Linked DNA regions of Homo sapiens: region 2 is linked to region 1. A link is a contact called in ENCODE Hi-C or POLR2A ChIA-PET data. All regions are on one chromosome and are shown on one strand. The core of a region is the stretch at or near the end of the contact, and the rest is flanking DNA. Distances in the headings are between cores, read along the strand shown. Region 1 holds the start of DCAF15 (DDB1 and CUL4 associated factor 15). Region 2 has its middle 5.5 kb from the start of LINC01841.

What was found. Hi-C counts contacts between places; a loop is a spot of excess contacts on that map. ChIA-PET counts read pairs that join two places held with the same protein, here RNA polymerase II (POLR2A). Pooled maps may share reads with other maps.
Region 2: a loop to region 1 is called in a pooled map, with 4 times the contacts of the local background. The contact joins the enhancer-like site here to the promoter of DCAF15 in region 1. A Hi-C loop is called at or near these places in 3 of 50 pooled maps. POLR2A ChIA-PET finds 5 or more read pairs at or near these places in 3 of 52 experiments (A673, GM10248 and naive thymus-derived CD8-positive, alpha-beta T cell).

What each region holds. Positions count from the first base shown.
Region 1 is chr19:13,950,877-13,954,742 of GRCh38, forward strand. It overlaps DCAF15 (DDB1 and CUL4 associated factor 15), which reads left to right and starts at 1,633. Exons shown (of 13, transcript NM_138353.4): 1 at 1,633-1,768; 2 at 3,464-3,561; 3 at 3,650-3,785. The coding sequence starts at 1,637. It also overlaps a transcript of PODNL1 not described here. RefSeq lists an enhancer at 1,006-1,055 and a silencer at 1,716-1,855.
Region 2 is chr19:14,367,786-14,371,267 of GRCh38, forward strand. No RefSeq gene overlaps it. Among named protein-coding and RNA genes, the nearest start is that of LINC01841, 5.5 kb to the left of the region's middle. RefSeq lists an enhancer at 3,008-3,077. Within about 2 kb of position 2,031, at least 19 of the 41 ENCODE cell types and tissues checked have a DNase peak (open chromatin) inside an H3K27ac peak, as active enhancers do.

The sequences.
Region 1 (3,866 bases), core at 383-2,882:
TCTACTAAAAATACAAAGATTAGCCGGGCATGGTGGCACATGCCTGTAATCCCAGCTACTTGGGAGGCTGAGGCAGGAGAATCGTTTGCTTGAACCCGGGAGGTGAAGGGTGCAGTGAGTTGAGATTGTGCCATTGCACTCCAGCCTGGGCAACAAGAGCAAAACTCCATCTCAAAAAAAAAAAAAAAAAAAAAGATATGTTGTGATATTGTGTTGTGATATATTTTTAAAAAACCATATTTTGGTCTTAGGTTTTCTAGTACATAACTCCTAAAACCCTTGAAATCAGCTGGGCACAGTGGTTTATGCCTGTAATCCCAGCACTTTGGGAGGCCAAGACGGGATGATCCCTTGAGGTCAGGAGTTTTCGAGCAGCCTGGGCAACATAGTGAGACCCCATCTCTACAAAAAAAATTTTTTTAATGAAGACAATAAAAAAAAACTATCTTCTAGATTGTTCAGAGGATTAAATGGGCTGGCCAGGGGTGGGGGCTCACACCTGTCCTCCCAACACTTTGGGAAGCAGAGGTGGGAGGATCACTTGAGCCCAGGTGTTGGAGACCAGCCTGGACAACTTGGTGAAACTCCGTCCCTACAAAAAATACAAAAAATTAGGCCGGGCGCGGTGGCTTATGCCCGTAATTCCAGCACTTTGGGAGGCCTAGGCGGGCGGATCACCTGAGGTCAGGAGTTCGCAACCAGCCTGGCCAACATAGTGAAACCTCGTCTCTACTAAAAATACAAAAAATTAGGCAGGCGTGGTGGCGCACGCCTGTAGTCCTAGCTACATGAGAGGCTGAGGTGAGAGGATCATCTGAGCCCGGGGTCGAGGCTGCAGTGAACCGTGATCACGCCACTGCACTCCAGCCTGGGTGACAAAGTGAGACTCTGTCTAAAAAAATAAAATAAATGAGGTAATGTATACGAATATGATGCACGGAGCGGACCTTCAACAATTATTTTTATTGCTATGATCTGCATAATTGGCACAACAGGGCCCTGCCACATCGAACTGTTTAAGCTCAGAACCGTGTCTGTCACATGTGGAGCGATCCATGATTGATGCTATCATTATCACCACCATCATCCCACCAACCCGCCCATCGGAAACAAGCTTTCATCGAATCCCATCGTTTTTTCCTTTTTTGTAAATCTCTTTCCTCGGCCTGGCTCTGCCGCCCAAGTATGCTCGTCAGGCCTTTGCCCACCTGGACCGGGCGCGGGCAGCCCGGGGCTGAGGATTCTCGAGCCTTGGTGGACCACAGGCTCCCGTCGCCCCGCCCAAGGGCCTGGACCGCCTGTGGTCTCCATGGAAACCCGCCAGCCACAGGGGGCGTGACGCCGTTGAGACAGACAGAGATATTCACCTATCAGATCAAAGTTATCTGGGCAGGGCGAACAAACGGGACCTCCGAGTGGTACGTCCTTAAGGCGGGGCGGGAATACGGCAACGGGCCGCGGGGGCTGTTACTGTCGCTACCAATCAAGAGTCGAGATGGCTTTGATGGACAGGCATAGCGCGAGTGCGGGCTTTCGCCCAACCGGCGGGCCGCTGTCCCGAAAAAGGACCAATGAGGAGGCGGCAGGGGTGGGGCGAAGGGGCCGGTTGCTCCGGAAGTGGAGGGAGGGGGTGAAAATGGCGCCCAGCTCGAAATCGGAGCGGAACAGCGGGGCTGGGAGCGGCGGCGGCGGCCCCGGGGGAGCCGGAGGGAAGCGGGCAGCAGGGCGGCGGCGGGAGCACGTCCTCAAGCAGCTGGAGCGGGTCAAGGTGAGGCCTGGAGCCGGAGTGGGGAGCGCGCCGGAGGGTGGGGAGTAGGGACGAGGGAGGCGGAGGGAGGAGGGCGTTCGCGGGGTGAGGGGTTGGGGGCGGGGCCCCAGGGGAGGGGGCTCGGATGCAGGGCCTGGGCGGGGCCCGGGGGAGATGGCTTGGATGGAGGGGGCTCAGTTGGGGGCCTGGATGCAGGTGGTTGTGTCGGGTGACCGGCAAAGGGGCTGGGATGGAGGGGGTTGGGGGCGGGGCCCCAGGGAGGGGGCTCGGAGGGAGGCGACCCCAGAGGCCGCAGGGAGAATCAGGAGGAAGGGGGCGATCCAGGCTTTTCAAAGCTCTGCTCCCATGGTTGCTCCATAATGGAACCTTCCCGCCCCCTTTGCAGAGCCCCTGCCGCTGGCTTTGGGCTTCCTCCGCCTGATGTTCCTCTCCCTGCCCAAGCCCCGACCACACATGAGCTGGGAGTTCCAGTACCTGGGTGGGCCTCCCCATTGAAAGTGTGGGAGCTCCCTGGATAGGGCTGAGTCTTCCCCCGCAGAGTGAGAGTTACCGAAGCAGGCTCTGTCTCCTCCATCAGACTGGAAACTCCCAGAGCTGGGGGATGATGTCTCTCTCCCCCATCAGTTTGGGAGCTCTGGAGGGCAGAAATGTGGATCTCTTGCAGGTGGGCAGTAACTGGGGCAAGGCTGTGTCTCTGTGGACAGGGACTGCGCCTTCTCCGTGAGGCTGGTAGCTTTGTAAGGGCAGTGCTGTGTCTCCCCCTTTTGACTGGGAGCTCCCTGGGCTGGGACAGTCTCCGCCCTTAGCCTGGGAGCTCCCTGGGCTTGGCTGTGGTTCCGCCCTTAGCTTGGAAGCTCCTTGGGCAGGGACTGTGTCTCCCCTGTCGGCCTGGGCCTGGCTGGCCAGGCTGTTTCCTCCGTCAGACTGAGACCTCCATGTGGACAGGGCTGTCTCCCATCAGACAGGGAGCTTCCCAGACAGGACTCTTCCCATCAGATTGGAATGTCTTGAAGGCAGAGTTGGGTAGCAAGACTGAGGCTGTTCGGATATCCCTGTGCCTGGCTTCTGCCTGTCAGTCCCCGCAGATCCTTCCGCGGTGAAGTTTTGGGGATGAGGGATTCCCTTGGATTCCGTTGGAAGGCGGTAGTTAATTGGGAAGGGGGCGTTGGGTCATTGGTTAGGCTCACCCTTCTATCTGCCTCGACTGGCCCCCAGCAGAGGCCAGAGCTGCCCCGGGGAGGAGGAGCCCCCTTGTTTGAAGGCTGGTGGGTTGGGAACAGATGGGTGCAGGTCAGGACTCTGTCCCAGCCTCCTTAGTAGGATAAATACCCACAGCTTAGGGACAGCCTTCAGGGAGGGAAGCAGGTGGCCCAGCGTGGGACAGGGTGATTGGGGAACTTTCTTGGGGGCGGTGACGCTGGGCTCAGTCAAGAGGGACCTGAGGCTGAAGAGGTATGGAACTGGGAAGGTGGCCTGGGTCCCTGGTGGAGATGAAGGCTCAAGCGCGGTCCATCTGGCTTTACTGTCCCCATCTGCCTCAGTTGTTCCCACCTTCCAGAGCTTGGCCTTCTTTTGACCATTATGGTGGGCTGGGCCGGTCTGGACCCGGTGAGAGCCGCTCTGCCTCTCTGCCGTGGGTGAGGGGGCTGGGGGCTGCAGATGGTGCCTGAAGTGCCCTGGCCACCCCTTCCCCAGATCAGCGGACAGCTCTCCCCTCGCCTCTTCCGGAAGCTGCCTCCCCGGGTGTGCGTGTCCCTCAAGAACATTGTGGATGAGGACTTCCTCTATGCAGGGTGAGGCTGGGCCCAGGCAAAGGGGGCAGGTGGGCGGGAGTGGTGGGCTCGCCCTGACCTGGCCGCTGTGCCCCCTCCACCCCCACAGACATATCTTCCTGGGCTTTTCCAAATGCGGCCGCTACGTCCTCTCCTACACCAGCAGCAGTGGGGATGACGACTTCTCCTTCTACATCTACCATCTGTACTGGTGGGAGTTCAACGTTCACAGCAAGCTCAAGCTGGTAGGGAGGCTTCAACACCAGGCTGGCCCTTCAGATGGTGTGGTTCAGCAGGTCACAGCAACCTCTGAGCCTCAGGTTCCT
Region 2 (3,482 bases), core at 781-3,280, 420 kb after region 1:
AGACTCAGTCTCAAAAAGAAAAGAAAATTCTCAGTTGGGCACAGTGGCTCACACGTGTAATCCCAGCACTTTGGGAGGCTGAGGTGGGCAGATCATCTGAGATCAGGAGTTTGAGACCAGCCTGGCCAACATGGTGACACCCTGGCTGTACTAAAAATACAAAAATTAGCCAGGAATGGTTGTGCACACCTGTAATCCCAGCTACTTGGGAGGCTGAGGCACGAGAATCACTTGAACCCAGGAGGCAGAGGTTGCAGTGAGCCCAGATTGTGCCACTGCACTGCGGCCTGGGCAACAGAGTAAGACCCCGTCTCAAAACAAAACAAAACAAAAACCAGAAAAAATAAATTCTCATAGTTGCCACTGACACCATCATTCATCTCCAGAACTTTTTCATCTTGCAAAACTAAAACTGTATCCACAAAACAACTCCCCGTTCCTCCTCCCTCCAGTTCCTGGAAACCACAATTCTACTTTCTGTTTCTATGAATTTGACAAGTTTAGTTACTTCCTGTAAATGTGATCATACGGTATTTGTTCTTTTGTGGCAGGTTTATTTCACTTAGCATAATGCCCTCAGGGTGCATTCATGTTATATGTACGAGAATTTCCTTCCTCTTTAAGGCTGAGTAATATTCCACTGTATAGATAGACCACATTTTGTTTATCCATTCATCTATCCATGGAGACTGGTTGCTTTCAACTTTTGGCTATTTTAGCTAATGCTGCCGTGAACATAGGTGTACAGATGTCTCTTTGAACTTTGCTTTCAATTCGGGTGTCTATGCAGAAGTAGAATTGATGGATCATATGACAATTCTATGTTTAATTTTTTTTTTTTTTTTGAGATGGAGTCTTGCTCTGTCACCCAGGCTGGAGTGCAGTGGCGCGATCTCCGCTCACTGCAACCTCCACCTCCCGGGTTCAAGCGATTCTCCTGCCTCAGCCTCTCGAGTAGCTGGGATTAGAGGCAGCTGCCACCACACCCGGCTAATCTTTGTATTGTTGTCCAGGCTGGTCTCAAACTCCTGACCTCAAATGGTCCACCCACCTCGGCCTCTCAAAGTGCTGGGATTACAGGCATGAGCCACCATGCCTGGCCTCTATGTTTAATTTTTTTAGGACTCTCCATACTGTTTTCCACAGTGGCTGCACCATTTTACATTGTCACCAGCAGCCCACAATGGTTTCAATTTATGGGGTTTTGTTTTGTTTTGCTTTTTTTTTTTTTTTTTTTTGGACAGGGTCTCACTCTGTTGCCCAGGCTGGAGTGCAATGGTGCAATCATAGCTCACTGCAGCCTTGACCTCCTGGGATCAAGCGATCCTCTTGCCTCGGCCTCCCAAGTAGTTGGGACTACAGGTGCATGCCACCATGCTCAGCTAATTTTTAAATATTTTTAGAAATGAAGTCTTCCTTTGTTGCCCAGGCTGGTCTTGAACTCCTGGCCCAACTGATCCTCTCTCCTTGGCCTCCCAAAGCATTGGGATAACAGTTGTGAGCTACCACTTCTAACCTATTTTCTGTTTTTTTGATAGTAGCCATCCTAATGGGTGTTAGGTAGTATCTCACTGTGGTTTTTATTTGTTTATTCATTTATTTATAGAGATGGAGTCTTGCTATGTTGCCCAGGCTGGTCTCAAACTCCTGGCCTCAAGTGATCCTCCCACCTCGGCCTCCCAAAGTGCTGGAATTACAGGCGTGAGCCACCGCACCTGGCCTGTGGTTTTGATTTGCATTTCCCTAATGATTGGTGACTTTGAGTATCTTTTCATAGGCCTATTGGACATTTGTCTGGCCTGGAATTTTAACAACTCTGTTTCAAAGGAAGCACAGAGTGTGGGTGTCAATCTCCTTGCCAATGTCAGGGCCGCCTGACCTCGTGGATAGCAGGCAGCCCAGAGCTGGCTCCTCGGGCCGGACAGAAGCTGGGCATGAGAGGCTGTCGTGGGAGTGACAATTCCACTAGGGGAATGCCAGATTGCCACTGAACTTTGTCACTAAGACCCACACCAAAGGCCCCAGAAAGCCCCAGTGACACTTTTGCCCCTAGATAGGAGGGTACCGACAGGAAATGCTGTCAGAAAAATGCCTCCTTGTACACTCAAAAATGGCTTTTGCCGTCTGCCCAGAGGGGCCCCTCTCCCCCTGACTCACCGTAGCAGCGCGTGGAGGACAATTTTGGCTGTGACAACGTCACGCCCGCTGCGGGGAGTTGATCTGCAAGCCACAAACGTCATTCATTCCTCTCCACCTCCAGGATTTGGAACATCTCCCCGGACCACAGATTTTTCCTTCAATCAACTTGCTTTTCCTTTAAAAAAAAAAAAAAAACTTAAATGAATTTATTTGGGAAGGAACTTTTATGCCACCACCACAAAAGGAAACAAAAGGAAACCAGGGCCATTTCCATAAGTAGAAAGCAACAGCAAAAGGACCTATATTTGTAGGGGTGGGGGTGAAATTAAACTTGCTTCCTGCTGTCGCCTGGTTGAAGCCTCAAGAGCCGGGACTAGGGTAGGGAGAGGGAGGTGCCCAGGCGTAGAATATAATGAGTCGCTCACTCGCAGGACCCTGGGATCCACAGCCTCACCCTCCAGTGAAGCTCTGGATCAAAGAGACTGCTCTTTTTGTTTAAAAAAAAAAATTGAAAGGAGACAAAAAGGGAAAGAAATAGGCCAGGCGCAGTGGCTCACGCCTGTAATCCCAACAGTTTGGGAGGCAGAGGCGGGAGGATCGCTAGAGCTCAGGAGTCCAAGACCAGCCTGGGCAACATAATGAGACCCCTGTCTCATTATAAAAAAGTAAAGAAAAAAAATGGGGAAGGAAATTAAAAACCGAAAGCGACGACTGAAGTGTTTAGAGGTGTCAGAGATATAGCTGTGAAAAACTCAGACTTCTTTTTTTTTTTTTTTTTTTTTTTGAGACAGAGTTTCGCTCTGTCGCCCAAGCTGGAGAGCAGTGGCGTCATCTCGGCTCACTGCAACCTCTCTGCCTCCCAGGTTCAAGCAATTCTCCTGCCTCAGCCTCCTGAGTAGCTGGGATTACAGGCATGCGCCACCATGCCCGGCTAATTTTTGCACTTTTAGTAGAGGCAGGATTTCACCATGTTGGCCAGACTGGTCTCAAACGCCTGACCTCAAGTAATCCACCTACCTCAGCCTTCCAAAGTGCTAGGATTACAAGCATAAGCCACCATGCCTGGTCTATTTTATTTATGTATTTATTTTATTTTATTTTTTTGAGACAGAGTCTCACTCTGTCACCCTGGCTGCAGTGCAGTGGTGCGATTTCGGCTCACTGCCACCTCTGCCTCCTAGGCTCAAGTGATCCTCCCACCTCTGCCTCCCAAGTTGCTGAGACTACAGGTGCACACTACCATGCCCAGCTAATTTGTGGAGTTTTTGTAGAGATGAGGTCTCGATATGTAGCCCAGGCTGCTCTTGAACTGCTGGACTCAAGCAATCTTCCTGCCTCGGTCT